2 separate regions of the Mus musculus genome follow, and region 1 is linked to region 2. Evidence: chromatin loops called from intact Hi-C (ENCODE). Cell type or tissue: left cerebral cortex. All regions are shown on one strand. Links, peaks and the distances in the headings refer to the core of each region. The heading gives the core; the rest is flanking DNA.

Region 1 (16,701 bases), core at 7,065-12,064, 61 kb after region 2:
TCTCCATCCCATAAAAGAGATGTATTATCTTGCATACATTTCTCAATTCTCATTTTAAGGAAGAATTGTTTTTTAAACAATATTTTGTGCAACCAGGGTTCTGTGAAATGTGCCTCAAATATGCTGGCATGGCCATTTGAAAACAGTTCACATGCAACAGGTACTCAGTAAATGTATGCTGAATGGAGTCACAAATCGTTTCCCCAGAAGGAAGTATTTGTTTTCTGTCTTCAGTGTGCTATGAGCTAGGTAGATCAGATAGCACCCCTAAGTCTCCCCAGAGACAAGAAATGCCTTTACTGAATAGCTACCAGGTATGTTCAACCTGTGGCCCATGGACCACATACAGTTGAGGGCAGCTACAAATGAAGGCCCCCACAGAACTATAAATCTATTTAAAACACTATGAGAGTTACCATGCTGGTAGCTTGCTCATTGGGTAAGGGGCCTATCATGTATTTATGGACACAGATATGCCAGCATGCATGTATATACACTACATGCATGCACACATGCACACAGCAATTTTAAAACTATGAAGTTAGGAATAGCGAGATGGCTCAGTGGTTAAAAGCGTTTTTCCAATTGCTTTTTCAGGGGACCCAATTTCAATTCCCCGAACCCACATAGCAGCTCAGAACTGGCTCTCTAGTTCCAGGGGATCTGTCGCCCTCTTCTGGCCTGTTTGGGTACTGCATGCACATAGTACACACACGATGCAGGCAAAAACATCCATACACATGAAATAAAGTTTAAAAAAAGAAGAAAACCTCTGAGGATTTCTATGATTTTTTCAGCAACTGAATTATGTGATGTAAGGGCAGGTTTTATAGAGGATGACATCCTCTTACAATGTCCAACAGTTGGAGAAGCCTGACACAGCATTCTGATCTCAGATATATATGTGATTATGGAATTTTAATAATAAGATTAACAAAAATAAGTCAGAATAAATCTAAATCAGGCCATATCCATTTCTGAATTAAACATCTGCCACAGCACTCCACTCTGATAGAATAAGTCAAAGCATCTTTCCATGGCTCCAAGGTTTCTTACCATCTGACTTACTCCTTTGTTTATGGGAATTCCCCTAAATGAAATGTTATGCATACACGCGAAGGTAAGAGGTTGATGTGTCTTCCTCAGTTTCCCTCTACGGCATTTACAGAGGCAGAGTATCTCACTGAACCTGGAGTTCACTAGCTTGTCTAGTCTAGCTAGAAAGCTTGCTCTGAGGATGCCTTGCTGTCAATTCCCAAATGCTCGGCGTGCAAGCTGGCTATCACATTTTGCTTTGATATGGGCACTGAGCCACCAAGCCCCTGTCACTCAACCTTATGTGGTTAGTATTTATCCTTTGAGCCATCTCTCCAGAGTTCTGAGCATGTTTTAAGAAAAATAAAATTTGAGCCTGGTCCCCGTGAGTCTCAGCCAGCACAGCAGAGACAGGAAAAACTGTCCTCTGAGAGGCTCCCCCCAGCTTCTGACTGAAACAGATGCAGAGACCCACAGCTAAACATTAGACCAAGCTGGGGAAGTCTTGTGGAAGATCTGGGGGAAAGACTGGGGAATCTGGAGGGGATAGGGACTCCACAAGATGAGCAATGCAGTCAACTAACCTGGATCCTTGGGGGGCTCCCAGAGAACGAATCACCAATCAAAGAGCACACACATGCGGGACATAGGTCTCCAACATATGTGTGCAGCTTGGTCTTCATGCAAGTCCCCCCAAAACTGGAGCAGGGGCTCATGCGGACTCCATTGTCTGCCTGTGGATCCTGTCCCCTAACTGGGTGGCCTTGTCTGGGCTCAGTGGCAGAAGATGTGCCTATTCCTGTAGTGACTGAGGTGTCTGGGTAGGTTGATACTGGGGGGGGGGGTGTCCCTCTTCTTAGAGGTGAAGGAGAGAGGCCGAGTGGTGAGGAGAGGACTGGGACAAGAGGGGAGCTGCAGCTGGGATGTAAAGTGAATAAACAAGTAAATTAATGGAAAGTATAAAACTTAGCGACACAATAGAGAAATTGGGTGCCAAAGGGCTAGTTTAGCTGGGCTTGCACACTTTGTAAAATGGGACATAACTGGACCCGACCTGTGATGTGTTATTTTGATTGGCAAGTTGCCTGGACTTAGATAGACCTCTTGGTATTTCTCTGAGGATGTTTTCAGAGAGGTTTAACTGGGAGAGGAAGGTTTCATCTCTTCCTACTCCCTGGACCAATGCGGCTAGATGCCTTCCACGCAATGATGGAATACATAAGCCAAAACTAATCCCACCCTTCCTCACACCGCTTTTGTCAGACATTTTATCAAAGCAGTGAGCAAAGTGACTCGTTGGCTACCTTACTGGATTCTTGTGAAAATTAAATGAGATATCAAATGGGCAGTCAGGAAGTTAAGAGCTGAGTGGTGGCCATCACTACAATTATTATGATCACCACATTATTCCCAAACAAGGAGTTTAATGGCTTGAATGAGAAATGTTCCCTATAGGGCTGTATGCTTAAATACTTCCCTCATGGTATTCGGGGAGGTTATGAAACCTTTGGGATGTGGAGCCTTGCTGGAGGAAGTGGGTCACTCAAAGGGGGTGTTGGGAGTTTGTAGTTCTACCCTACTTCTAGCCCACTCTGTCTGCCTCCTGTTTGTCATTGATCTCTCAGATCCTGGTTCTGCTCTCCTGCTGTTGTGCCCCCCACCCCGACATTATGGACTCTCCTTTTAGAACCATAATTCAAAATTCTTCCATGAGCTGCTTTGGTCATGGTGTTTTATCACAGTGATGGGAAAAAGTGAAAGTGCATGGAGTGAGCAGCAACCTGTTGGTGGGAGCACTGGAGAAAGCAGGGCACACACACATTGCACCCACACACAGGTATGTATTGCTCACACATAAATATGGAATAAAACCATTATGCTCAAAATCATCTTTTGGATTTATCATGACATTGTCCCTTGAGTGTCCCCAGAAGGGTTATTTCTGGAGGAAACTTTTTGAGGGATTTGTTCTTGGCTCCTCCTCCAATGCCTGGAATGGGGATAAGAATGTCTGTCTCATATTATAACCACATAACAGCTGAATACATAATGTCCTCACTGCAGATGCTGGGATGGCGGCTGACAGTTTCCTCTGAATCAAAGCATTTCCTCCATGAAGGAACAGAGAGGTTTGAAGACTCAGGGAGTAAACAAACTCACACGGCTGGGATGGCTAAAACTTACAAGATCCAAAAGGGCCACTCAAGGTTAATGAAACAGCGATCTGCCACTGGCAGACGAGACTCCGACTGGCTGAGCTGCAGAGGAGAGAATCTCACATCGGTCAAGGTTGCTGTAGGCTGTGCAGAGAGCTCCAGTGATGTGGGTTTTGGGGGAGTCATCATCTCTGCCTTTCAGCAATGTGCTGGTTTTGAGTCTCCCAGATTCCCGAAAGTAACCCCTGACCCAAACTCACGGGCTCATCAAGTTATATTCTGGTAGAAGTGTTACATTTGTTTGTTGTGGGCTTTCTGTATGGGTGAGTAGATGTCATAAAAAGTGTCACACTTATCTCTGTTTGGAACAAGCAAAAGAAACTTACTCTAAGTACTACCATTTTGTTTTCAGACTCCATTGAATCATAGGGAGAAACTAAATTTAAGGTCCCACACCCTAGGGGAGTTGGGGACTTCCCAGTAGCTGAACAGCTTCTATTGTAAAGGGAACGGTTGTCTAAATCCAGACATCTCAAGGACAACCTCTCCATCTTGCTGGCCAGGGTCAAACTAAGTTCATATTCCCAGGCCTAGGAACCTACTCCTATCCTGATTGGTGGAAACTCCCTTGCTCAAACCCTTATGTCAAATACAATGCTATGGTCCACCCTGCTCTCCCTCATTTTATGGTTTAATAAATACCCATTTAAACATCCTGTACAGTGTCCCCTCATGGTCACAGTTCAGCTCCTGAGTCTGTTTTGCAGCCCTGATCAAGCAGCAGCAGCTTGATCACAATAAATTTTTGTCATCTGCATTGACCTGGTGTTTGAGTCATGTTGCAGTCATATTGGATTTAAGCAGACCCTACAATAGTCCTGAACCTTCTGCAGTTAAGTGGCAGATCTTCCATTTTCTCATGCTACAGTCTCTCTGAGCTTCCAGAATGGGGGGATGACAATTCAAAATAATGAGACCATTTTGCTCACTGACTTTTTTTTTTAAAAAGACTGTAAATCTTGATGATGGAGAAATGTCTTCCTGAGTAACAGCAGTGGCCCCTCTTCCAAATGGCCCATATTTAATTCCCAGCATTCACACCACAGATCATGACTGCCTATAACTCCAGTCTCAGGGGATCTGATGCACTCTTCTGACCTCCAGGGGCACCAGACACACACGTGGTATACAAACATACATGCTTGTACATACAGGCAAATCACCATGTACATAAAAATAAATAATAAAAAATTTAAAACATTGTAAATCTTGCCCAATATGGGTTACGCTTATGTAAAATATCTGGTTTGATAGATGATTGGGGCTTCAAAAAGGCAGGTTTACCCCATTATTAGAAAAATAATTGTTAGTGTATAGAAAAAGGCCTCATACTACCTTAGTTGGGGTTTTAGTGCTGTGAAGAGACATAACCAAGGCAACTCTTATCAAAGCAAACATGTGATTGGAGCTGGCTTCCAGTTTTCAGAGGTTCAGTCCATTATCATCATGGCAGGAAGCATGGCAGTGTGCAGGCAGACATGGTGCTGGAGAAGGAGCTGACAGTTCTACATTTTGACCCAAAAGCAGCAGGAGACTGTCTTCTGCAGGCAGCCAGGGGGAGAGTATCGTCCACACTGGATAAAACCTGAGCATAGGGAGAAACCTCGAAGACCACCTTGACAGTGACAAACTTCCTCTAACAAGGTCACACCTACTCCAACAAGACCACACCTCCTGATAGTGCCACTCCCCATAGGCATGAGTCTATTGGGGAAAACCTATTCAGACCACCACATATATCTACCATAAAGGTGGAGTCAAGGGATGCAGTGATGGCCCACTAGGTAAAAGTGCTTACACCAAGCCTAATAATAATCTCGGGGACCTACAGAAGTAGCTAATCTATAAACTATCCTCTGATCTCCACATTTGCACCATGGCACATTTGGACCCCCCTCCCCCAAATAAATAAATAAATGAAAAAAGAATACATATCAATCAAAATAAATAAATAGTAACCAAAGTAAATATTTGTGTACATGTCAGAAACACGAAACACACTTTACCTAAAATCAAAATGGCTTTTGGAGAGAGAAAGTGATGGATGTGAGCCCCATCAATGACTGAGATTCTGACTTGAGGAGATGCCCTTGCACAATCAGGCATCATGACAGGCTTCTCTGAGAGATTCTAATACAGCTGTGAAGATATAAAAAGCACAGAGATCCAAAGCAAACCGCGCCTTTGTATGAAACACATGGTCTCTGTTATAGATAATTGAGTGGTGTTGGGGCTCTGTGGGGCTCTCTTCTCTCTCTCTTTTTTTTAAATCTTAGGTAGACAGGATGACTTGCATAAAGTAAAAAAAAAGCTTTATTATTTTTAATGGTTTATCAAGGATCAAACCTAAATGAATCAGATTCAAATTCTAAATTTTGAAATTGCTTCTGTCTCCTGACACTTTGCTGAAATTGTTGATTATTTCTAGAAGTTTTGCAGTGGAAGTTTTGGGACCTCTTATGTATTCCATGTCATCTGCAAATAGGGTATTTTGACTAATCTTACTTGTATCTCTTTTCCTTCTCTTGTCTTATTTCTCTGTCCAGTGCTTTAAGGACTGCATTGAAGAGGAGTGGAAAGAATGAATCGCTCTGTCTCATTCCTGATTTTAATGGGATTGCTTTGAGTTTTCTCCACTTCAGTTGATATTGGATGTTAAGGGGCTGGATCTCCTTGCTTAAACCAAAGTAAAAGGAAAGTGTTAGTGAGAGACCAGAGGTAGAGGGGCAGTTATTTCCTTTCAGTAGGAGCAATGGTGTCACTGCTGCGGTACTGTCTCGGTTACTACTCTATTGCTGTGATGAGATGTTGCGCTGCTAATTAAGGTCAAAGTCTGACTTTACTGGAAAGCCCCAAGCTTGGTGCAAAATTGTAGACCTCCTTTACCAGCAGGGCTTCTCCTTCTCTGACCTTGTCTGGAGAACTTGAAACCTCCACACACCTTTTTACCTGTGGAATGTCATATTGCTTAGATCACAGGCTCAGGTTCCTTTCTCCCTATAAGAACTGGCTCACCTAGCACCTGAGATTCTTGGAATGTCTCTACATGCTAATGAGGCATCTCGTTATCTTAGCTTTCAGCCAATGAACTTTGCCCACCCTGGATATTCCTACCCCACTTCCCTAAAACTATATAATCCTTGATTTACCAGATTAAAGTTGATCTGTCTCCCCAAAGCTGGACCCAGTGTGCCATTATTACCTTTTGTAAAAGGAGTTTTATTGGGTGGGACAGATCTGGCTGCCTGTGTTGGTGTTAATAACCAACACATGTGTGAATCAGGACACGATGTAAAGTGAATGTAGTAGACAAGGAAAGACAATACTATGATATCTCACTTATATGCCGAGTCTACACAGCAGAAACTACAGAAGCATAGGATGGAAAAGTGTTTACAGGACACTGCCATATTGAGATTTAGTTCAAAGGATGGAAAATTTCAGGTAGACAGGAGAATTTCTAAGACAGGGCCAGTGGATCAGTGAGTAAAGTCACTTGTTGCCAAGTGTGAAATCCTGAGTTTATTCCTGGTGGAAGAAATGAACTGACTATAGTGGGCTGTCCTCTGACTTCCATGTAAGCCCAATGATAAACAAACATACCACACACACACAACAAATAAATGTAAAAAGAATTAATGAAGCATATCTTAAATGTCATCATTCCAAATATGATAAATAACTGTATGTTGAATAGTTCTACTGTTTCACAATGCCATAAATATCAAACCACCACATTGCATCTCATTAATATATACAATTTTGTCAACCTTAAATATTTCTTTTTTATTATTTATTTTTATTTTGAGGAAAGTCAGCCTCTGTCAAGATCAATCAGGAGAAAAAAACAGTAATTTGTTAGGAATCGTGCATTCCTTTAAAATTTCAAAGCATACCTTCCATCTTTAGAGTATTATAGTAAACATTTTTGGCTGAAGCCTAAGCAATCAAAAGGTCCGTATTGACAACAGCATTTATTACCCAAAAGAATTCAGAAAAGCAGCAGATTTTGAGATACTTTCTTGGACTAGAACTGGTAACTTGAAAAAGTAGTTTCAAAAGGGCAGGTAAGTTTTTCTTCCCAGGCTAAAATACTGGACTCTTTGAACAAGTCCGCTATTTGTTTCTTATATAATTAAGACTTTTTTTTTAAATTAAGACTTTTTATATCAAACATCTTTAAAATGCTGTTTTCTTTTGACAACACTTTAGTGAGATGCTTTGTAAGAGATCCAATAAGCCATAAACATGAATAATATTAACCTCTGCCACTTGGAAGCAGAGATCAGTAGGCTGGTCACTAAATAAAATGAAAATATTACCTAAAGTTTCTAAGGCACACAGGTATATACAATATCTAAAGTGGGATTTATTTGGTGGACCGCAATAAGTTCTCAGAACATTTGCTGTAACTCAGGTAGAAATAGGCAAGAATTCACACTAGTCTGTAGTCCAAAAGGGTATTTCAGCTAAAATATGTCAACTCTTACATCTGCAGTGGCTTAAGGATGATCAGTGATGTGTCTCTGCAGCTTCTTCAAGCTGAAGTACAGTGCTCAATGCTTGAGAGGGTTAGGCAAATTCATTTCCCTTTTGTTCAACAATGCCTCATCTCCACTATGTAAAACCTGGTCTGCAGCCCCACTATCCAATATCTGCCTTATGTTAGGTCTCACTTCAGGGCTATTACACAAAGTGATTACGTTATAAAAGGCCTCCAGATCACTCTGTTCAAAAGTTACAGATGGTTTCAGTGATGATCCAGGAGCAAGGGAACTTCCTCCAACGATTCTCAGGTGGATAAATTTGATTTTCCAACTATTTTCCACAAAAGAGCTATGGATAAGTCCAAAAATTTGTTCAAATGTCCCCAAACAAGAATCTCCTTGGTGGACAGTCCCTGCAATTCCAACCATAACTAATCCATGAGGAGAAGACACACATTTTAGTCCTTGAGAATCAAGGTTGGGGTTGAGAGAAAGAAATTCCTCTTTCACTAATGACAATTTCTGCTCTGTGGTAGTCTGTCATGCTTTGTTCTGATGTGTTATAATAAAACCTAAGCTGGACATCATGCCAGAAGTGCTGTAGGCCACATTCATCTTGAGGTGGTCCCAGAAAAGGATTCTGAGAATTAAGAACTTCAAAGAACCAGTGACAGAATTCTCCTAAGTGATGATAATCAACCTTTTCCGCTTCTTTCTCTTCTTTTGTCTGCTGTTCAAAGAGCTGGATGTCCTCTGTCTCTGTAACTGGCTCTGCTGCCTCCTTTGGATTTGGTGACTCTTCTTCTGAGTAACCTTGTACATACTGAATAAGATTGTGATTTTCAGTAGTTGGAGGTACAACCACCCCTTGTGTTACCAAATACTTAAATATGACTTCTCAGTGGACTTTTTTGAGCCTCAGAAGTTCTTCTACATGTTGGCTACACACTAATATTGCACAAATAGCATCTTGGAGGTCCACAGGCTGCACTAGGTGGTGGTGATGGTGTCCCAAAGGGCCATGATCTCATCATTGTCCAGCATGCCAAATAGGTTTCGGCATCCCTCTGACTCTAAGTGGCTAAGCTCCGACATCTTGACCCCGGCCGATGGGGGCAGAGGACGCTCATGGACCGTGGGCTGGCCGGTGAAATATTTCTTTTTTTTTTCCATTTTTTATTAGGAATTTAGCTCATTTACATTTCCAATGCTATACCGAAAGTGCCCCATACCCACCCACCCCCACGCCCCTACCCACCCACTCCCCCTTTTTGGCCCTGGCGTTCCCCTGTACTGGGACATATAAAGTTTGCAAGTCCAATGGGCCTCTCTTTCCAGTGATGGCCGACTAGGCCATCTTTTGATACATATGCAGCTAGAGTCAAGAGCTCCGGGGTACTGGTTAGTTCATAATGTTGTTCCACCTATAGGGTTGCAGATCCCTTTAGCTCCTTGGGTACTTTCTCTAGCTCCTCCATTGGGAGCCCTGTGATCCATCCATTAGCTGACTGTGAGCATCCACTTCTGTGTTTGCTAGGCCCCGGCATAGTCTCACAAGAGACAGCTACATCTGGGTCCTTTCGATAAAATCTTGCTAGTATATGCAATGGTATCAGCGTTTGGATGCTGATTATGGGGTGGATCCCTGGATATTGCAGTCTCTACGTGGTCCATCCTTTCATCTCAGCTCCAAACTTTGTCTCTGTAACTCCTTCCATGGGTGTTTTGTTCCCACTTCTAAGGAGGGGCATAGTGTCCACACTTCAGTCTTCATTCTTCTTGAGTTTCATGTGTTTAGCAAATTGTATCTTATATCTTGGGTATCCTAGGTTTGGGGCTAATATCCACTTATCAGTGAGTACATATTGTGTGAGTTCCTTTGTGAATGTGTTACCTCACTCAGGATGATGCCCTCCAGGTCCATCCATTTGCCTAGGAATTTCATAAATTCATTCTTTTTAATAGCTGAGTAGTACTCCATTGTGTAGATGTACCACATTTTCTGTATCCATTCCTCTGTTGAGGGGCATCTGGGTTCTTTCCAGCTTCTGGCTATTATAAATAAGGCTGCTATGAACATAGTGGAGCATGTGTCCTTCTTACCAGTTGGGGCATCTTCTGGATATGTGCCCAGGAGAGGTATTGCTGGATCCTCCGGTAGTACTATGTCCAATTTTCTGAGGAACCGCCAGACTGATTTCCAGAGTGGTTGTACAAGCCTGCAATCCCACCAACAATGGAGGAGTGTTTCTCTTTCTCCACATCCACGCCAGCATCTGCTGTCACCTGAATTTTTCATCTTAGCCATTCTGACTGGTGTGAGGTGGAATCTCAGGGTTGTTTTGATTTGCATTTCCCTGATGATTAAGGATGTTGAACATTTTTTCAGGTGCTTCTCTGCCATTCGGTATTCCTCAGGTGAGAATTCTTTGTTCAGCTCTGAGCCCCATCTTTTAAGGGGGTTATTTGATTTTCTGGAGTCCACCCTCTTGAGTTCTTTATATATGTTGGATATTAGTCCCCTATCTGATTTAGGATAGGTAAAGATCCTTTCCCAATCTGTTGGTGGTCTTTTTGTCTTATTGACGGTGTCTTTTGCCTTGCAGAAACTTTGGAGTTTCATTAGGTCCCATTTGTCGACTCTCGATCTTACAGCACAAGCCATTGCTGTTCTGTTCAGGAATTTTTCCCCTGTGCCCATATCTTCAAGGCTTTTCCCCACTTTCTCCTCTATAAGTTTCAGTGTCTCTGGTTTTATGTGAAGTTCCTTGATCCACTTAGATTTGACCTTAGTACAAGGAGATAAGTATGGATCGATTCGCATTCTTCTACACGATAACAACCAGTTGTGCCAGCACCAATTGTTGAAAATGCTGTCTTTCTTCCACTGGATGGTTTTAGCTCCCTTGTCGAAGATCAAGTGACCATAGGTGTGTGGGTTCATTTCTGGATCTTCAATTCTATTCCATTGGTCTACTTTTCTGTCTCTATACCAGTACCATGCAGTTTTTATCACAATTGCTCTGTAGTAAAGCTTTAGGTCTGGCATGGTGATTCCACCAGAAGTTCTTTTATCCTTGAGAAGACTTTTTGCTATCCTAGGTTTTTTGTTATTCCAGACAAATTTGCAAATTGCTCCTTCCAATTCGTTGAAGAATTGAGTTGGAATTTTGATGGGGATTGCATTGAATCTGTAGATTGCTTTTGGCAAGATAGCCATTTTTACAATGTTGATCCTGCCAATCCATGAGCATGGGAGATCTTTCCATCTTCTGAGATCTTCTTTAATTTCTTTCTTCAGAGATTTGAAGTTTTTATCATACAGATCTTTCACCTCCTTAGTTAGAGTCACGCCAAGATATTTTATATTATTTGTGACTATTGAGAAGGGTGTTGTTTCCCTAATTTCTTTCTCAGCCTGTTTATTCTTTGTATAGAGAAAGGCCATTGACTTGTTTGAGTTTATTTTATATCCAGCTACTTCACCGAAGCTGTTTATCAGGTTTAGGAGTTCTCTGGTAGAATTTTTAGGGTCACTTATATATACTATCATATCATCTGCAAAAAGTGATATTTTGACTTCCTCTTTTCCAATTTGTATCCCCTTGATCTCCTTTTGTTGTCGAATTGTTCTGGCTAATACTTCAAGTACTATGTTGAAAAGGTAGGGAGAAAGTGGGCAGCCTTGTCTAGTCCCTGATTTTAGTGGGATTGCTTCCAGCTTCTCTCCATTTACTTTGATGTTGGCTACTGGTTTGCTGTAGATTGCTTTTATCATGTTTAGGTATGGGCCTTGAATTCCTGATCTTTCCAAAACTTTTATCATGAATGGGTGTTGGATCTTGTCAAATGCTTTTTCTGCATCTAACGAGATGATCATGTGGTTTTTGTCTTTGAGTTTGTTTATATAATGGATTACATTGATGGATTTTCGTATATTAAACCATCCCTGCATCCCTGGAATAAAACCTACTTGGTCAGGATGGATGATTGCTTTAATGTGTTCTTGGATTCGGTTAGCGAGAATTTTATTGAGGATTTTTGCATCGATATTCATAAGAGAAATTGGTCTGAAGTTCTCTATCTTTGTTGGATCTTTCTGTGGTTTAGGTATCAGAGTAATAGTGGCTTCATAAAATGAGTTGGGTAGAGTACCTTCTACTTCTATTTTGTGAAATAGTTTGTGCAGAATTGGAATTAGATCTTCTTTGAAGGTCTGATAGAACTCTGCACTAAACCCATCTGGTCCTGGGCTTTTTTTGGTTGGGAGACTATTAATAACTGCTTCTATTTCTTTAGGTGATATGGGACTGTTTAGATGGTCAACTTGATCCTGATTCAACTTTGGTACCTGGTATCTGTCCAGAAATTTGTCCATTTCGTCCAGGTTTTCCAGTTTTGTTGAGTATAGCCTTTTGTAGAAGGATCTGATGGTGTTTTGGATTTCTTCAGGATCTGTTGTTATGTCTCCCTTTTCATTTCTGATTTTGTTAATTAGGATTTTGTCCCTGTGCCCTTTAGTGAGTCTAGCTAAGGGTTTATCTATCTTGTTGATTTTCTCAAAGAACCAACTCCTCGTTTGGTTAATTCTTTGAATAGTTCTTCTTGTTTCCACTTGGTTGATTTCACCCCTGAGTTTGATTATTTCCTGCCGTCTACTCCTCTTGGGTGAATTTGCTTCCTTTTTTTCTAGGGCTTTTAGATGTGTTGTCAAGCTGCTAGTATGTGCTGTCTCCCGTTTCTTCTTGGAGGCACTCAGCGCTATGAGTTTCCCTCTTAGAAATGCTTTCATTGTGTCCCATAGGTTTGGGTACGCTGTGGCTTCATTTTCATTAAACTCTAAAAAGTCTTTAATTTCTTTCTTTATTCCTTCCTTGACCAAGGTATCATTGAGAAGAGGAAATATTTCTTTAATGATGCAAAATGAATGACAGAATGAATAAAGAAATTGGAAGATAATTTCCTGAGGTTGGCAGATCGTAAAGGATGTTCGATCCCTGAATCAACTCTGATCCTGAAGAGCCAAGGCTGAGGCTCTATACTGACCCCTTAATCAACATTCTTGCTGCTGATTGGCTGAAGATGATCCCCTGAGCTAATTAATATCTCTGAGCCTAATTGACTGAATCTAAACAGTGACACTCCATTGTTGAGCTAATTGTTGCAGTGACAAAATATTTTAACAAAAATCAACTGGGAAGAGAAAGGGTTTATTTTAGGGCACCAGTTTAGGTTATGGTCCATCATTGTTGGGAAGGTATGATATCAGGAACTTGAAATATCCAGTCACATCTACAAATGAGAAGACAGAATAAATGTATCCATGCCTGTTTATGCTCAGTTTGATTCCTCCAAGGAATCAAGGGTGGAAGAGAAAAATATGACTTCAACAGTGGAAAATAGATTCTTAAGAGGGAGCTGGTAAATGTTCCCCATAGAAAGTACATGTGTAATATTGGCAGGATGACTCAGTGGGTAAAGGTACTTGCCACCAACTTGACAACCTGAGTCGGATCTTCAGGAAGGCAAATTGTATTTCTGACTTCCATGTGTGCAACAGCTCCCAAAATTAAAAAAAATAATAGCAAATGATTAAAAATTATTGTACAGAGAGAGAGAGAGAGAGGCTATTGATACAGAATCTATATACAGAGCAGGAGAGAACTGTAGCTGCTTTGTTCATGAGGAGGGAAAGTCATTCACTAACTTTGTAACATGATGAAGAGCTCAGAGATAGGAACATGGAGGTTTCTGGTTAAGTTTGGATACCTGAAAACTGTTCCCCAGAAATCATAATTGTATTAAGTTTTGAGGAATGAAGACTATGTCTTTCTGGAAATTTGTAGTAGAATTCCTATTTGAAAAGACAAGATCGTGTTCTGGTTCTATTTCTGTTGCAGTGACAAAATATTTTAACAAAAATCAACTGGGAGGAGAAAGGGTTTATTTTAGGGCACCAGTCTAGGTTATGGTCCATCATTGTTGGGAAGGTATGATGTCAGGAACTTGAAATATCCAGTCACATCTACAAATGAGAAGACAGAATAAATATATCCATGCCTGTTTATGCTCAGTTTGATTCCTCCACTCTTAAACAGTTCAGGGCTGTCTGCCTAGGGAATGATGCTACCCATGGTGACCGGGGTTTTTTCACATCAATTAACTTGAAACCCCCACAGTCATGTCTACAGGCAAACCCAATATTGACAGTCCTTCACTGAGTCTTTCCAGGTGATTCTAGGTTGTGTCAAAATGACAATTTGCCCATCACACACATTTGGAAGAAAAACAAATGATGCCTATTGAAATAGGATCTAGAGAAGAAGAGAGATGGAATAACTTTATTAGTGTTTCTGGGGAGGGGGAAACTAGTCATTATCTGTGTAACATGTCAAAAGGCTTCAGTGATCATAAGAACATGGAGGATCGGCAATTGAATCCAAGTTTATATATAAAAGATCATTATCACAATGAAGTTGGCTTCATTCTAGAGACTCAGGAGAGATCCAACATAAGTAAATCAATAAATGCTACCCATTATATAAGAAGACTCTAGGACTGAAATTACCAGATTATCTCATTAGATGCAGAAAAAGCCTTTGAAACAATCCCAACAAATCTTCATATAAAAACCATGGAGAGGCTAGTGATGGAGAGAACACACCTCAACATGATAAAGGCTACACACAGATATATAGCTGGCACATACCAATTATAGAAAAACCTTAAAGCATTTCTACCAAGATCAGGAACAAGGTAAGGATGTCCAGTCTCCATTCCTAGTCAATATAGCACTTGATGGCTCACCAATAAGAGAAGAGAAGGAAATTAATGGGGTGTAAATAAGAAAAGAAGTCAGTGTATCCCTATTTGGAGAAAGCAAGAAATAAGAAGGAGCCAAGGGCAGAATGTTATGAAGAGTCTGTCTCCAGTGACCTATGTTTTTTCAGGAAAGCACCACCTTCTAAAGGAGTTTCTAGAATTTCCCAAAAACAGTGCCACCATCTTTGAACTTATGAATTTACTCATGAGCCTGTAAAAGATGGTTCATAATTAAAGCAGAACATGGTACTTCAATTTCTATCTCTGAGCTTTGAAAGTTCTAGGAGAACCTGTCTCTATACGGTTCTTATGAGAATCAAGGCAACTAGTTGGTACCAAGGCACCTAAATGCTCAATAAGTGGGATCGATGACCAATATTATTTGTATCCATACACTACCTTGTGTGGTAGTTTGAATGAGAATGGCCCCCAAGCTTATATGTCTGAATACTTTGTCCCCTGTTCGTGGAACTGTTTGAGAAATTGGGCGTGATCTTGTTGAGGGAGGTGTGTCACTGAGGGTGGGATTTTAGGCTTGCCAGGTGTTTTCTCTGCCCCTTGCTTGTGATTTTTGAGAGCTCTAGGCTGTCCTCCCTGCCATGCCCTCACAGACTCTAACTCTCTGAAATCATAAACTCATTTAAGTGCTTCCCTTTTAAGCTGTATTGGTCATGGCATCTTATCACAGCAAGAGAAAAGTAACCTAATTATCCTTTATGTGGATGTGTTTATTAGCTTCCAGTTTGCCATCAGATGGTAATATTGATTCAGGAAGAGACTCCATCTTTCTCATGAAGTATGTCCAGTTTCAAGTGAGAGGTCTTCACTGCTCTTGGATACAGTTATGGAAGGAATGTTTAAGGTTGGGCTACTTGGAGGCATTGAGCTAACACATGTTCTTTCTACATATTTTTCCTTATCCATTTCTCTCTCTCTCTCCCTCTCTCCATCCCTCCCCCTCCCTATGTTTGTTCATGTGTGTATCATGTGTGTGTGGTCCCATATGTGTGGAGGTACAGGCACCCATGTGTGTGAACCTATGGATGTCATAGGATCATACTCAATCCATCTTCCAACTCATTAACTGAGGTAGGATATCCTAGTTAGGTTTTGATTACCGTGGTAAACAGCATGAGCAAAAGCAATCTGGGCAGGGAAGAGCTAATTTCATTTTATTCTTCTCAGTCACAGTCCCTCACTGAGGGAAATCAAGGCAGGAATTTAAAGCAGGATTCTGGAAGCAGGAACTGAAGGGGAGGCTGGAATGGGAGTGCTGCTTGCTGAGTTGCTCTTCATAATTTGCTTAGCATTACTTTTTCACAGCACCCAGGACCACTTGCTCAGCTGTGACACTGTTCATTACGGGCTGATTCAATCATTAAAGAAGAAAATTCTCCAAGGCTTGCCTACAGGCTAATCTGATGGAGACACTGTCTCTTCCACCTTTCAAGACAACCCTAGCCTATGCCAAGTTGACAAAAATAACATCCAGCACACCAGATCTCAGTCAAATCCAGTCATTTGCCCAGATCACTGATATGCCTAGTTCCCTAGCTACCTTGCTCTATGGACTCTCCTGTTTCCTGAAAACAGAATTACAGGTAGGGCACCAGGACCACCCAGCATTTATTTGCATTCTGGGCATCAGAACTCAGTTGTCATGTTTATGGGGTGTGGTAGTTTGAATAGGCATGGCCCCCACAGACTCATGCATTTGAATGAGTGGATCACAGTGAGTGGCACTAATATAAGGTGTGGCCTTGTTGGAGATGTGGCGCTGTGGGGGCAGGCTTTGAGTCTCAGATACTCAAGCTGGGCCTAGTGTGGCACACAGTCTCCTTCTGCTGCCTGTAGATCAAGATGTAGAACTCTCAGCTCCTTCTCCAGTACCATGTCTGCCTTGATGCTGTCAGCCTTTCCACCATGATGACAATGGATTAAACCTCTGAAACTGTAAGTCAGTCCCAATTAAATATTTTCTTTATAAGAGTTGCCATGGTCAAAGACCTTTTTTTTCCTATTTCTAATGAAATGATCATGTGGTTTTTGTCACTGAATCTATTTAAATGATGAATAACATGAGCAAAGCTTGGTGGGTCGCATAAGAAATGAGCCGAAATCCTGCCATTGCTGTTTGACAC
Region 2 (16,701 bases), core at 7,023-12,022:
GCCTGTATAAAACATTTAAAATTGCTTGTAAACTTTGACCCGGTGTCTTCACTTGTGTGAATATCTAATAAGACAGTTAAAGCAATAGACCACAGAAGATGGAAAATGTTGGTTAAGCATTGTGTCAAGTGTGTGAAACCAGAATGAATAATATTAACCAATAAGACAATGACTGAATACAATATGCTAACTCCATATAATGAAATACAATATTAAAAGGTTACTTGTAGTTTTACACATTACTAAATGTACAAGAAGTTTGCAACTTGAAATTTAAATTTTAGAGTAAAATTATAATTAAAAATATTTGAGTAGGAAGCATTTAAAGAAAGATGATAAACATCTAACATACATTTTAAAATAGGGATTTCAAGAAACCAAGAACCATTCAAGGACATTGTGAAGTTTTATTTGTAAACTCTTGTAATAACAAAAAGTATTAACCAAAGGTGATACAATTTTCAGAGCAAAATTGGCACTGTTCATTACATATGTGAGTGTGTATGAGTGTTGACTCAGAAGACAACTGAAAGAATTTTTGCAACAAAATAATTTAGAATATGTTATCTACTTGCAAGCATATTTATGACATTTTATGGTTTTAAAAAAGATGTATGTATGTGTGTATGTATGTATGTATGTATGTATGTATGTATGTATGTATCTATACATACAGGTGCCCCAAAAGGCTAAAAGATGGTGTCACAGCATCAGGTTCACCTGGAGCTGGAGTTACAGTTGGTTGTGAGATACCTGACATGGGTATAGAGAACTGAAGTTGGGTACTCTCTAAGAGTAGTACCATGTTCGTAACTGCTGAGCCATTTCTCTAGCTCCATTTTGGGCTTTTAATGGACAAAAATAAGTTATAGACGTCCAATTATACATAAACTACCACGCCTAAACAATGGTGTGATAAACGTAGAGATGGAAGCATTCAGCTATAGTTATTCATAAGAGTTATGAAGGTTCATAAGAGGAGCGATCCACAGTGTGATAGTTACAGATTGTGATATTGAAAAGCTACACTATAAAACCATGACTGGAGCTGGAGAGATGGCTTAGCAGTTATGAGCACAAGCTGCTTTTACAGAGGACCCAGGTTCAGTTTCCAGCACCAACATGGTGGCTCAGAATCATCTGTAACTCCAGTTCCAGGAGATCCAATATCTTTTTGCGGCCTCTGCATCACTAGGCACATATGTACATACAGGCACAACACACATGCATATAAATAAAAATAAGTAAATCTGAACAATGAAACCAGGTTCATACAGTATACTTATGTTTCAGCTTTAATATGCACTTGGAGGGTGAGGATGTAACTCAGTTTGTTGAGTGCCTGCCCAGCATATACAAGTGGATTTATACCACAGCCCTACATAAATGGGGTGTAGGGGTGCCTGGCTGTAATCTCAGAGCTTGTAAGGTGGAGGCAGAAGGATCTGGAGTTCAAGGTCATCTTCAACTACATAGTGAGTTCAAGGGTAGTCTAGGCTACATGTGACTCTGTTTCAAAACAAATTTAAAAATGCAATTTGTGTATAAGAACATAGAATAGGTTTTAGAAATTGGTGCTTTAAATTTTTAATAAGTTATCTTAGTGTGGAAGAAGATATTGCTTTTCATGTTTCTGTCTTCTTTCAACTTTCTGTGCTAAGCATGATTTCTTTTTTAAATAAAATAATTTCTCATATTTCATAGTACCAAGCTAGTGGTGAGAGATGGTTTCTTTGTATTCCTGCCTCTTTTTCTTGACTTGTACCAAGACAAGTGTTCTTATGATACCCCTTAGAGGCCAACTTCATATATACATCTTACAAAAATTTCCAAATCTCCAGATTCTCACTCTCTGCACCTGCCATGTCATTTTTGATTTATTACAAGGTTTATAAAATGTATTTTGTAGGTTCAGTGCCCTTCAGTATCTTGGGAGCAACCTGAGAGTGGTGCCTGGATTGCACATAACTTTTTGGTGCCAGTGTCTGACATAAGTCCTTGGCCCTATTAGGATTGTGCAAGAACTGATTTGGAACAAATTCTGCCTTTGAGTCACCCTCACAAGCTCCAGTACTACCTTATGAAAAGGTTCACTTGAGTCTTTGCTCCAAACCCACAGAGATTTACACAGCCCTCTAAGGCCTAGCTCTTGGATTTAAGTTGGCCCTTCAGCTTGGACCTGGCTAGAAGAACAGAATTTTCTTGAAAATACAGAAGTAGAGAAATATGAGTAGTTGAGAACTCATTGCCAAGAACTAAAGATAACTTCCCCAAACACTTGACTTTGAATTAATTGTCCAGCCACTTACATAGCTGGCACCTCTGCTTGTGTCTAGGGGAGAAACTGGATACTCTTAAAGAAGGAAAAAGAGAGTTCCGCTTTGCTTAGCAGAGAGGTAAGAAAAGTTTGTTCCCATGATTTCAGAGAAGACAAAAAGGTTTTCCTCCTATAGGATGTCTATAGATGCTGGAAATGGCCTGGATGGCACACAGACTTCATTTTAATAAATCTCCATAGCAAATGTAAGAATTCAAGGTTATCTGTGAAACCAGAAAGAACATGGGAGAATAGATCAGCTGGCTGGGTGTGTGTGTGGAAAAATAAAGGGACAAAATGGAAGAGGTGAATATGTTTAAACCTCATATTCAAAAGCAATTGCCTATGTTTATCTCAATACTGTGAAATAATTATATACCCATAAGATATTTTTAAAAAGAAAAAAATAGGCAACAACTTCATTCTGGAGACAAATATATTAGTTTTGTAATTCCAGGACCTATGCAGACAGTAATGGATAAGAACCTGCTTAGTGTCATCTCTGCTCTTCATTTTAATAAATCTCTGTAGCAGTTTTTTTTAAGTTGGCAGTATATCTCAAGCTGAGATTCATAAAATTAATTTGTAGGGTTAATAGCAGTATTAAAAGGACACGGAACAGAACATCTTCACTTATGTCTCTCATAAGTGAAGACACCATCAAATCTAGCTGTGTGATGTAAAGGTGAGTGCTATCTTGTTAAACTTTTTAAAATGTCCTTGGTGTCTATGTATGCATGCCATTGTGAGGTATTCACGACGGAAAACACTTTCTTATTCTTACCATGGTAAAAGTACTTACGGAGCATGCTATAGCTTGCCATCTCTAAGTCACCCAATGCATGGGACACAGGTAAAAGGTGAAAGCTGTGATATAGTAGTGTCTTTATGAACTAGGCATGATGGTGCATGCCTGCCATCCCAGGGCTTGAGAAGCAGAGGCAGATAATCAAGACTATATTTCACTATATAGTGAGTCTGAAGCCAGGACGGGCGACTTTCACTCTCCACTCATGCTTTGAAACATCTTTGACGCTTTCCAATTGTCCGGTACCATTTTCAATCCTGTCATCGTTCTTAAGAAAACCAGTCAGGGTCATACGGCATCTTACGTTATTAGAGAGGGAAGGTCATATAAAGAAGCTTTCAGGAGAAGTTATATCAGCTGCAGGGAGTATACAAGGGAAAGGAAGAGAGGGAAATGACCAAGGGATAAGTGGACCTGACGAGGAAATCAATGGAGGAGGAAAAGTATGTAGTGGAAGATTAACAGGCGCTAGTTTCAGAACCACGGTCAGCTCTAGGAGTCCAGTGAGGGGCTACAAGGCACCAGTCTCAGGAACCCAACACGGCTTCAGCAACAGACACAGCTCCAGGGCCCATTGAACTCTTGTTTCAGGTACAACACATCTCTGCTGGTGACACTGGTTAGGCTAAGGGGACCCATCCTGATTGGTGCAAAGTGTGGTGGCCTGAAAACACTTTTAGCAGCGTCTTTGAGTCTCACTTGGGTTTATTATTTTTAGAAGAAAAAGTATTGCTTTTGTATTTATAAACAATACTTTTAAATTAAAAATGATTTGAGTGTGTGTGTGTGTGTGTGTGTGTGTGTGTGTGTGTGTGTGTGTGGAGAACAGAGGACAGTTTGTGAGTCTGTTCTCTTTTTCCACCACGTGGGTGTTAGAGATCAAACTTGGGTCATTAGGCTGGGTGGCAAGCCTTTTTACTCACTCACTGGACCATCTTGCTGGCTTAACAATATTTTTCAGAATTTATCATCATCAGCATCATCATGTGTTTGTGTGTATAATGGGGGAGGGCTGCAGGCACACACATGCCACAGCATGCTTGTGGACATCAAAAGACAACCTTCAGAAGTCAGTTTTATCCTTGCCCAAGGACTCTGGGAATGGAAGTAGGATTACCAGGTTTTGCACGCCAAGCTCTTTTACCCATCTTTCCAGCCTTGGAACAATATGCTTTTAAGACATTTTTTTTTCAATTTTACTTTATATAATGATTAATATCAGTGCCATGGTTATCCTTTTTTCCCCCTCAGGATTAGTTTCTGAGATTGGTCACCAAGGATGCTAGCTAGACTCCCTCACTAACAAACTAGCATTCCATTATATAAAAGGGGCTTGGTATCACTTCTACCACTGAACATTTGCAGAGTTTAGATACCTTATTCTGGGCACCAAAATGTTGTGGTTAGTGTGACTTCTCATGAAGCAACCACATGCTACAATTTGTTAGATAAGGGTTACTTCATTTCTCACGAGTCAATACCCATCTAGGCACCCACCAGCCTGTAAAAACCCATATGGTAAAGCTCAATGTGCCCAAGTGTTCATATACAGGACATCTCTATGGGTGTAAAAACTGGTAACTCATTACAACTTCAATTTCCATTTCCTTGTTTTCTAATAAGATGAGACATGGTCCTAGCTTTAAGTTAATTTTGGTTGAAACAGGTTAAAATAGCCACTCTAAGATAGTGGCTCTCGACCCATGGGTTGAGACCACTCTGGGGGTCATTTACCAGATATCCTGCATATCAGATATTTATATTACTATTCATAACAGTGGCAAAGTTACAGTTAAGTAGCAACAAAATCATCTTTGTGGTTGGGAGTCACAACAACATAAGGAACTGCATTAAAGGGCCTCAGCATTAGGAAGGTTGAGAAATACTGTTCTAGGAGTCTCTCTCTCTCTCTCTCTCTCTCTCTCTCTCTCTCTCTCTCTCTCTCTCTCTCTCTCTCTGACTCTGCTTTTTGCACCAGTCAACCAATATCTTTATATATTTTATGGAGAAACCCTTTGTCAATAACACACAGTGGGGGCATTTTCCCAGCTTGTATCTTTTGGTGATCAGAATTTCTTTAGATCATGACATTTTCAAATTTTACAAGGCCGGTGTTTTTTTATATTTGTAATGTTTCTTCCTTTTATTGAAAATACACTCTTTTCTCAGAAAATATATTTTGATTATGGTTTCCCTTTCCTTTACTCCTCCAGTTCCTTCCACCTCCTCTTCCATCTGGACCCACTCCCTTTCTGTCTCCCAGAAAAGATCAGGCTTTTAAGAGATAAAATATAACAAAATAAAATACAATAGAATAAAACAAAAACCATTCATTGGACAGGATAATCCAACAGAAGGAAAAGATCCTAAGAGAAGTCACAAGAATCTGAGATCCATTCATTCACACACTCAGAAATCTGGTAAAAACACTAAACTTCAAGATATATATTTGCAGAGGATCTGGTGCATAACCGAGCAGGCCCTGTGCTTGCTGCTTCAGTCTCTGTGAGTCCATAAAATCTTTGACAAGACAGATGTTTTAAGGGTTCTTCCTTTAGTATTGTTGTTTTATGTACATCAAAGGCTATAAATTCATGCTAAAATTTTTCTAAAATTTTAGAGATTTTTGTTTTGCATAAACATTAAATTTTGGCAATTTCATACATGTGTACAATGCTATGAATATGTTCACCCCAGCTGCCCTCTCTTGTCCCCCTCCCACTCCTGACTGCTCCTTAATTTCTCACAATTAGGCCCTTCCTATTTTGGGGTCACACTTTATGTTTAGTTCTATCTTGCATAGGTAGCCATAGCTGTGTCATTGTTCTGGATTGCACTATCCGGATGCAGGCAGCAGGTCAGAGGATTCCTCCACATTTCCCAGCCTGGCAGTCTTTCTCCCTATGTTTTGCTAATGCTATGAGGGACTTCTCTGGCAGAGAAGCTTATTATTCTGCAATATGTGGAGGTAGATACAGAAATTCTTAGCTCCTCAAATGCTGGGGATAAATGACTAGTGAGTGCTCAGCCATGAGCAGGAAGTCACATCACATTTATATTTTTATTTGATTAATGTTTGAGCTTTTGGTGTATGTGTGTGTGTGTGGGGGGCTTTTTCTTGTTTTTATTGTTTGGTGTGGATAACTGATTATCCAGGCACAGACTTTCCTGACCGACGTGGAGTGGTTTCCCACAATTTCAACACTGAGTTTACTTTCTTTCTTGTCATTCAAGAATAAATTAAAACATTACTTTCCTGCCCAGTGAAGTGTTCTCTTAGTCTTAAAATAGCCTCCTCCAGGCCTGGACAACTATATGCATTGTTGGCCTGCAATATTTCTTTAGCAGCCATCCTCTGGCATTCTCTCAATGTGTGTGTGTGTGTGTGTGTGTGTGTGTGTGTGTGTGTGTGTGTGTCTGTGTGTGTGTGTCTGTGTGTGTGTGTCTGTGTGTCTGTGTGTCTGTGGGGGGGCATAAGTGTGTACATAAGTGTGTGCATGTGTGTGTGCATATGCATGTGCATTTGTGCATGCATGCGGAATTGATATTGGGTGACTTGCTAAGTCTCTACTGTAGTTTTGGGGACAGGGCCTTCCACTGACCTGTGGGATACCAGTTTGGCTAAGCTACCTGGCCAGCAAAATACAGGGATCCATCCATTTCCTCCCTAATGCCAGTGCTGGAGTTGAAGCTGCATACTGGGTATCTAAACTCAGGCCCTCATGCCGGCGAGACAGACACTTTAATGACAGATATTCCCCTAGTGCCTACTGTCTAATTTTTACATTTGACTCTATTTGAGTTTTTAAATCTCTCATTACCTAGAATATTAAAATATCAAAAGATTGCAAACACCCATCCCCCCTCACTGTTTTATTACAGGAATCTGGTAGAGGTCATACACTAGACATTTGCTAGTTAATAGGCACAAACACTGTACATTTGATACTGAATCCCATGGCATCAGTAGCACAGAACAGGACCTGTCATCACTTCTTTGACCATGGTATTTACTGTTTATGAACAGTCCTGTGTGTGCATGGTTTGATCAATGCCGAAACATTTAAAGTACTAACACACACCCGATGCTTATGTTTCAAATATTCTTTATACCCTAAGTTATGCTCAATATGCCTAGTTTCTTTCCTTTACAAGACTGCTGGGTATGGAAGAGATAGCATACTGGTATATGAGTGATTGCTAAGCAAGCATGAGAACCCACGTTTGTATATGCAGAGCATAAAAAGTCTAAGGTGTTAGGTGCCTGTAATTCCAGCATGGAAAGGCAGAGACAGGTGGATCTTTAGGCTTGCTAGGCTAACCAAATCTGTGAGCTTACAGTTCAGTGAGAAACCCTGTCTGAAGGCAAAATGGTGGAAAGTGATAGAGGAAGGCCCTTATATTGTACTATGGCCTCTGCATATACACTCACAGATGCACATGCACACTCATGTGCATGCAAAACACACATGCACAGGCACACACATGCATGTACTGACACAGAGACATACACACCTATGCATGTGCATACACACATATGCATATATGAACACACAAAGATTTGAATACACACACCCACTATTCTTGAAGGATTTCCTATACCCAAGCTCTATGAGTTTCAGTTACTATATTGTTCTGATAAAATGAGGGGCTGGAGAGATGGCGTAGTGCTTATGAGCTCTTGCTGCTTTTGCAGACCCAGACTGGATTTTCAGCACCCACATGGCAACTCACAACCATTCCAAGTTCCAGGTCTTGGTGATCCAATGCATTGAAGTGACCTTTGTAGGCACCAGGCAGGCACATGATGCACGTATATATGTGTAAGCCAAATACTTATATACCTAAAATAAATAAATAGATCTAAATGGTTCTCCTCTGTCCAACATAGTCTGCACTCATGAAAATTGTCACGAAAAGATTATACTATACTGGTATCTATCTATCTATCTATCTATCTATCTATCTATCTATCTATCTATCTATCTATCCTTTATAAATGATGACAGTTAAGAGAGATATATACTCAGAAAAGACAGTTGTAAGTCTTATTTGAAATAGAGCATACAACTTCTTGGGAGGGTTTTGAAGAAAGAACCCTGACCCAGAAATGATCATTTAAGGTCATTAAAAGCAAGAAAATATTCCTTATTTTATAAAACACAGGCTCATCTATTGCTATATTTAAATATCAGGAAGGGTTTGGGATGTGGTTAAGCACTACAGATCTTATGTAAGATGAGCAAAGCCCTGGTTCAATTCTCAGCTGTGCAAAAACCAAACCAAACCAAACCAAACCAAACCAAACCAAACCAAACCAAACCAAACCCAAAACTAAACATTCACAAGACCTAAGGGCTTTGTGAGGATGGATTTTATGGTTTAATTTCTTTTAGATTTATTTGTTTTATATTATATGTATGATGGTTTTGCCTGCATGTGCATGCCTGCTTCTCTCAGAGGTCAGAAGAAAAAACTCACCTGGAACTGGAGTTACAGATGGCTATGAACTGCCATGTGGGCGTCAGGAATCAAACCCAGGTCTTCTGCAAGAGCAGCCAGTGCTTTTAACAACTGAGTCATCTTCAAGCTCCTTGGCTCTGTTTTTACCAATGCAGTAACTGGGGCTCACAAATGCTGGATATCTTTCTTAGAATTTAAGTCTCAGTAAGTTCCTGTGTGTGTCAGTTTTCTGTTTCTGGTTTTGTAATTTTCCAGTTTCTCCTTATTGCTTTGCCTGCCACAGGTCAATCCCTTGCTAAGTTGGTTCAACTCTAAGAAGATTTAACCATAGCTACCTTTATACTTTTGAACAGACCAGTGTATTTATAAACCCATTTCTTTCTTCACTTAGATGGAGAGATCTCTACAACTGGCCAATAGGTCTGATGACCAGGATTTTATTCTACTGGGTTTGTCTGCCAGTAAAGACATCAAGGACGGCCTGTTTGTTATATTTCTGACTCTCTACCTGCTGATCTTCCTAGAGAATATGTTAGTTATCTACCTCATCAGCAGTCACCATGAGTTGCTCCACAAACCCATGTACTTCTTCTTGGGCAATCTCAGCTGCCTGGAAATGTGCTATGTGTCAGTCACCATGCCCACCCTACTCGTGGGCCTGAGGTCCAGCCCTTACCATGTGTCCTTTTCATTCTGCATGGCTCAACTGTTTTTATTCATGTCTCTCATTGGCACCAAGTGCACCCTCCTGGCCTCCATGGCCTATGACCGCTATGTGGCCATCTGCTGTCCACTGCACTACTCAGTGATCATGAGGCCCCAGGTCTGTTGGGGATTGGCCTTGTCCTCCTGGGTGGGTGGACTGTTGGTTTCTGCGATCAAGACCACATGCATTGCAAGTCTGTCCTACTGTGGCCCCAATGTCCTCAACCATTTCTTCTGTGATGTCTCCCCTCTGCTCAATTTGTCCTGTACCCATGTGGCCCTCACAGAGCTGATCGACTTTATCTCAGCCATCATCATCTTCTGTGGGTCATTGCTGGTTGCTCTGGCCTCTTATGTGGCTATTGGTAGGGTACTAATCAAAATGCCTTCAGCAGCTGCGAGCCACAAAGCCCTCTCCACCTGTGCTTCCCACCTCCTTGTAATGGGTCTTTTTTACTCTGTTGTCCTCTTTATGTATTCCAGGCCCAGTCATGTCAAATCCACAGACCTCAACAAGGTGCTGTCAGTCATCTACACGGTGGCTACGCCCATGTGCAGCCCAATCATCTACTGCTTGAGGAATAGGGAGGTCCATGCAGTGTTGAGGAGAACCCCTTGTCTGTGCTGAGATTCTCTCTCTTCTCTCTCTCTCTCTCTCTCTTTCTCTCTCTCTCTCTCTCTCTCTCTCTCTCTCTCTCTCTCTCTCTCTCTGGTTTTTCGAGACAGGGTTTCTATGTGTAGCCTTGGCTGTCCTCGAACTCACTTTGTAGACCAGGCTGGCCTCGAACTCAGAAATCTGCCTGCCTCTGCCTCCCGAGTGCTGGGATTAAAGGAGTGTGCCACCATGCCCGGCTCTGTGCTGACATTCTTGAGAGAGCTGATGTCCTTTCTCTCCTTGTTTGGAAACCAATTCATGGCCAAATACACATAAAGAAATTCCAAAGAAACATGATAGATGTTTCTAGAACATTTTATAAAAGGACTTCTTAGAGACAACATGAAAAATAGGAATATTGCAGGGGCTGACAGGATGGCTCAGTGGGTAAAGACAGTTTCTCTCAAGCCTGATGACCCAGGTCCCCAGGACTCACATTATAAAAGGGTGGACTGATATCCACAGGTTGACCTCTGATTTCACACATGCATGGTGGCATGTGTATACTCCAATATACAGACAGACAGAAAAAAAGTGTCTTAGGGTTACCTTTGCTGTGATGAAACACCACGACCAAAGCAACTTGGGGGCAAAAAGGGTTTATTTGGCTTTCACTTCCACATTATTGTTCATTATTGAAGGAAGTCAGGACAGGAACTCAAATAGAGCAGGAGTGGATACAAAGGCTGCTTCCTCATCATGGCTTATACAACTCAGGATCACCAGCCTAGGGGGTGATACCACCCACAATGGGCTGTGCCCTCCCACATTCATCATTAATTAAGCTTCACATGCTTGCCTGCAGCCAGATCTTATGGAAGCATTTTCTCCTCTCAGATGACTATACTTTGTGTCAAGGTGATATAAAACTAGCCAGCACAGAAGAAAAAAAAAAGAAGGAAAGAAGAATGGAAGGAAGGAAAGAAGAACAAGTGGAAGGAAGGAGACATTCCTGAATAAAAACAAAATAAAAATAGTTGTGAACAGGAATATCAACAAAGAAATATATCTGCCCAGTAAATGCCAGAAAGGTCAAAATCTTGTCTATTAAATACAAACTTGAAAGAAGGTTATCATTTATTCTTTGCATTCAAACACACATATGCTACATATATTTGTAAGTAGAAATAGTGAACAAAATATACATTTATGAATGGCTACTGCAAAACTGACATTTGGAAATGATACTATACAAATAAATATTTGAAATTATTGGAAATAACTCAAAGATCCACTTAAAGATTATTTACATTTATAATATGCACATTGTGAAAGGATTAAACTGAATCTGTCATTACTGACATGGGGGAGTCAGCCCAGGTAGGTGGTTGAGTTGAAAATAAAAGAGACAATTACATGATTGTGTCATTCTTATAAGACAACAATGGCAATGATAGTGATAGGAGTAACTATTTACACTGGTATGTGTCTAGAAAGGGTTCTGAGACAATATATTATATATTATAATTAGCTGCTGCTAGAACTGTTTTGTTAATGAACAGGACCATGAGAAACCAGAATTTTCTATTTTATATGGTTACTATTTTGCATTAAGTTGGCATTAGCTTCATAATTGAATTAATAAATGAATTAATTAAAAGAGGAAATAAGCTATATGTGGTGGCTCATGCCTTAAATCTCAGTACTCTGGAGGCAATATTTTGTGAGTTCAAGACCAGCCTGGTCTACAAAGCAAGTACCAGGTTAGCCAGGGCTACATAGTAAGATGTTGTCTGAATCAAAAAGAGAGAGGAAATAGAAATAAAAGAATGACCTTGACTTAATGACTTGCTCATCAAACTGGAAGATTTTGGAAATTTTATTTTAAACAGTAATTTGTGTTGACAGTCACTCAAGAGAAATGGGTATGTTCTAACTATGTTTATGATATGATTACATGATTTTAAGAGGGGGAAAATGAAATATACTCCTTAGCCTCACTGGCTCTAAAACTGACTTAAAAGTTGCTCATTCTCAAGTTCCCACGTCTGCGCAATACGCCGTTACCGTCCCCCTGCATTTCCTGTAGATAACAGGATTCAGGTTCTCATGCTCACAGGCCCATCTCCTCAGCTCTGTCACTGACATTTTTTTCATGAGACGTAAATAACCTTTCTAATGACATCATAGTATTCCATTGTGTGGGTGTTCTGTACACAGACAACCTGCTGTTTGTTTCTCTGTATTTCTAGACAGTCCCTCATGTATCCCAGGCTGGCCTCGAACCCACTATATAGCTGAGGATGACATTGGAGTATTTTTCCTCTCTCTACCTCTGAACATGATACTTTGAATAGAGATGCTTTCAAGTAATTTTCATTAAAAACATAAACCTTTATGAACTTTTCTCATAGCTGGGTGGATGCCTACCTACATTCTATATTATTTTCTGGATAAAAGTTACAATGATGTTATCGCAGAACCCATAAGGTTTGTAGTTTTTCATGCATATGATCAAATGTTCCTCAGAAAGTATCCAGACAGTTTGATTAACGTCTTTCATTGCTACTAAGATTTGTTTTGAAAATGTTCTCATTCACTTTTAGAATTTGACTATGTGCACCCTCAAAATGGGCTCTGCTAATATTGGCAGGCATCCACAGGGCATATCTTTAAACTTTTAAAAATAGTAACTGAGTGAACAGTATCTGTTGTTTTAAGTAAGTCAGTTTTTCTCTGAGTGAGGAGAACAATGACTTCCCTTTGGTTCTGGCCTGAAAGGGTCAGAGCAGTTAACTGGGGGAAAGTTCAAGGGCCGTCCCTCCTGAAAGGGAGGGATGTCCTAACATGACTTTCTGTGGGCCAGAGTTTTTCCTTGTTCCTAGTCAAGAGTTAATATTTACCCGGAGAGGAGGATGTCCTTGGGTCTGCTGATAAACAATTCCTTCTTCTGAAGAGTGTTCTTGTTATGAGAAAATGACTCCCAAAATGATAATATTGTGTGCCAGGTGCAACTAAGTAAAAATGTAATTTTTTGAGCAAAAATTGCAAAGTCATATCCCATTTTTATAAGCTGAAGAAATCAGTAAAGCTTTGCTACTTGCCACCAGAGCAGTAGTCCGTCTGTCTCTTTAAGGCGTTCTCGAAGCTGGTCTTTGTCATCTGAGTTCTTCCAAAGCAGAGACTCCATTTAAAATACTGCTGTAGGGGCTGTACTGATGCTCAGTAGTAGTCATATACTGCTTTAGCTTCAGTTTCACTTCCCAGCCACCCACATCAGACGACACAACCGCCTGTAACTCCAGCTCTACACATTCAGCTCCCACTTCTGATCTTTGCAGGCATGCATACATGCAACACACACACACACACACACACACACACACACACACACACACACACACACCCCTCCTGGGAGCTTGGCCTGTGCTCCGACTGCTACAGATTTAGCTCTGAGATCAGATGCTCAGCAGGCCAGTTTGCCTGTTTCTCCCAGCTAGCTTTGCCAAGCCACCAACAACTGCCCAGGCTCTTCTGTTTCTCCTCCTGCCCACTTAACCCCATGGTTGGAAAACACTAGACAGTTTTATTATTTTAAAATTAGCCAGATAACACAATGCCTGGGTAAAGAATCTCTGGCCCTAATCTTATCAGCTAATAGCTAGCCTATTCCAGACATCTTCGGGTGGTGGAGGCCACCATCACCAGCCACCAGCCACCCAAGATCTTGCATGGTTGTGTATGCCTCCTATCCCAAAACCTGGCCAAAAAGCCCTTCTCCTTCTTTTTGTCCATTCTCTTCCTCCTGGGATCTGGAAACCCCACTTTTCCCCCTTCGCCCAGCAACTGGCTTCCATTGTCTTTATCGACACACTCAAGAACCAATTAGGGACACAGATTTTAGTATCAGCTCCTCCCCCTACACAAAACAATAACATTAGCAGTAGCAAAAAAAAAAAACCCAAAACAAAACCTTTTCTCCGTAAGAGGTAGAAAGGATATTACAGGTGGGGAGTGATGAGGGGTGCTGGAAAATGATATATTCTGGAAGTGATAGGCCTTTGTACTCAAGAATTCTCAGAAGCTATGGTTTCAGGACAAGATAAATCCAGTCAATAATTACAGCATGATTTGGGTGGATCATTAGGCTTCTTCAATAGCGGTAGAGAGCTATTGTCAATTGATGCCTGTTATAGGAGAGTATGTCATTTTTCTTTAGGGATGTGGACCCTGCTAGCTTGCTCATGCTCATTCAGGCAGTACTAGTTGAGGTCAGAGGAAGAAGGAAGAGTAATGAAGGTGGAAAGATGGAGTTTTGGGGACATAACAATGAGTGGGAGGGTGGGGTTGATATAATCAAGATACACTGTAGACATGAATGTGGCTGTTAAAGAATAAATAGAAGTCTTTTTTAAATTTTTTAAATGGTATCCACAGAGGTTGGAGATACATATCAGCTGTTTAGAGCACCGACTGCCCCTCCACAGGCCCCATATTTGGATGTCAGTGCCCACATGTTGGCTCACAACTGTCTAACCTTAGTTCTAGAGGATTAGTTGCTACCACTGGCCTCTGTCACTCACATATGACATGTACGTGTCACATGTGTACATGTATACAGATAAATGCAGGAAAATACTCACGCACAAATGATAGCAATGATAACTTTAAAAAATTAAAAAGCTGCATTAGACCAAAAATTTTCAGCTGCATTAGACCAAAGATTTCCCCCAAAGCAGAATCAACCCATGTGTTCATTAACTGGTAAAGGGGGCATCTCACAACATAATGCTACTTAGGTACAAAGAGAAATAAATCTATGCAGCAACGTACACAGCTTTCAAAATATGTCAGTCACAATAGCCACATATGGCATAAACTCATTATTATAAAATTTCTAGAATCTATGGATCTACAGAAACAGAGTATAGGCTGTAAGTTTCTTGGGGCTTGAAGTAGTCACTGGTGGATATTAGGAATGATATCTAATAGGCCTGAGTTTGCCTTGGGGGCAAAGAAAATGTTTTGGATTGAACCCTGGTGATGCCTGCATAATTACAAGGAAGCAAAGAAGAAAATACTGACTGCATTGTGTTTAAAATTATGAAATTTATGGTGTGAGAATTGTATTTTAATATAAAAATAGATATTGGTAATTTAAGATCCCTTCCCAGGACTCAGTCATTGGGTCAACTTCAGGACCAGTGCATGGTTCTGTGAAGAGCTACTTGGACCTCCTTGTTCCGCAGACAGTAGATAACTGGGTTGCACATGGGGGTGACCACTGTATAGATGACAGACAGCACCTTGTTGAGATCCATGGCTTCTATGCGTTTGGGGCGGGCATAGATGAAGATAGTGACTGAGTAGAAGATGCCCACCACGACCAGGTGGGAGGCACAGGTAGAGAAGGCCTTGTAGCGGGCAGTGGTAGAAGGCATGCGCAGAACTGCCCTGCCAATAGCCACATAGGAGGCCATAGTCGTGAGGAAGCAACCCCAAAGGATGACAATGGCTGAGATGAAGTCTACCAGCTCTGTGAGGGCCACATGGGTACATGACAGGTTGAGTAATGGGGAAACATCACAGAAAAAATGGTTGAGGACATTGGGGCCACAGTAGGACAGGGTGGCAATGCATGTTGTCTTGATCATAGAAACCAATAGCCCACCTAGCCATGAAATCATAGCCAAGCCCAGGCAGACCTGGGGCCTCATGAGTACTGGGTAGTGTAGTGGGCGGCAGATGGCCACATAGCGATCATACGCCATGGATGCCAAAAGAATGCACTCTGTGCCCACAAGGACAATGAAGAAGAAGAGTTGGGTCATACAAGCTATGAAGGGAATATGGTAGAGTCCATTCCATAGCCCCATGAGTAAGGTGGGCATGGTGACTGACACATAGCACATCTCCAGGCAGCTGAGGTTGCCCAAGAAGAAGTACATGGGCTTGTGGAGCTCTTTGTGACTGCAGATGAGGTAGATGATGAGTGTGTTCTCCAGGAGGGTCAGCAGGTAGAGAGTCAGGAAGACAGCAAATAGGGCATCCCTTATGTCCAGCCTAGTGGACAATCCCAGCAAGATGAACTGCTGAACCCTGGTCATGTTGGCCAACGCCAGGGACCTCTCCATCTGTAGAGAGACAAGCCAATTGTTATTATCATCTGTCCCTCAAAAGCATCGTAGTGAAAGTAATTAGAGGGATGTTCACAGTACTTTACACCTCTAGTGGTCATCTCCAGGGACCTCTCCATCTGTAGAGAGACAAAGAAAATTGTTGACATTCTTTCCCTGGTGATACATGGTGATAAAAAAAAAATTGGAAAGATGTTAAGAGTACTGGGAGATCTTCAACACATTTGTCAGTCTAACATCTGTTGGAGTTCTTACAGAAAATTTATAGGACATTATGTGAATATGATATCTCACTCTTATTGAATCTATTACTTCATACAGAGTACCTAAGCAGTGGGAGAAACATGCATTGTGTCCCTGAATATATATCATAACCAAGCAAGTGAATCAATGGATGGGAAACTCCTCTTCCAAATAAAAATTAAATAATGGGCCAGGTGTGGTGGTTGTTTAATTCCAGCCCTTGGGAGGCAGGGCCAGGCAGATCCCTGAATTGGAGGCTTGCCTGGTCGGTGCAGTGAATCCCAGGTCAGCCAGTGAGATTGTGTCTAATATCTATTAGATTATATACATATAATATATCCACAATGTATGCATCTATTATATATTATATATGTATATGCTTACATATGTATATTATAGATACATTATACACATATTCATGCATACATGACAA

What was found. A loop is a pair of places that touch in the nucleus more often than their neighbours do. Peaks named below come from ENCODE experiments on the same cell type or tissue, not always from the same donor. Only the 100,000 strongest peaks of a DNase experiment are listed, where the experiment ranks them.
Region 1: it touches region 2 in a loop (3-fold over the local background); 3 of 42 quality-filtered maps call a loop at or near these places.

What each region holds. Positions count from the first base shown.
Region 1 is chr7:6,525,679-6,542,379 of GRCm38, forward strand. It overlaps the pseudogene Gm7587. Among named protein-coding and RNA genes, the nearest start is that of Olfr1349, 19 kb to the left of the region's middle. In left cerebral cortex, for the core only: no CTCF peak of the experiment used is centred there; no DNase peak of the experiment used is centred there.
Region 2 is chr7:6,465,133-6,481,833 of GRCm38, forward strand. It overlaps Olfr1346 (olfactory receptor 1346), which reads left to right and starts at 8,980. Exons shown (of 1, transcript NM_146916.1): 1 at 8,980-9,921. The coding sequence starts at 8,980. The coding sequence ends at 9,921. It overlaps Olfr5 (olfactory receptor 5), which reads right to left. Exons shown (of 2, transcript NM_146914.2): 2 at 15,084-16,022. The coding sequence starts at 16,022. The coding sequence ends at 15,084. In left cerebral cortex, for the core only: no CTCF peak of the experiment used is centred there; no DNase peak of the experiment used is centred there.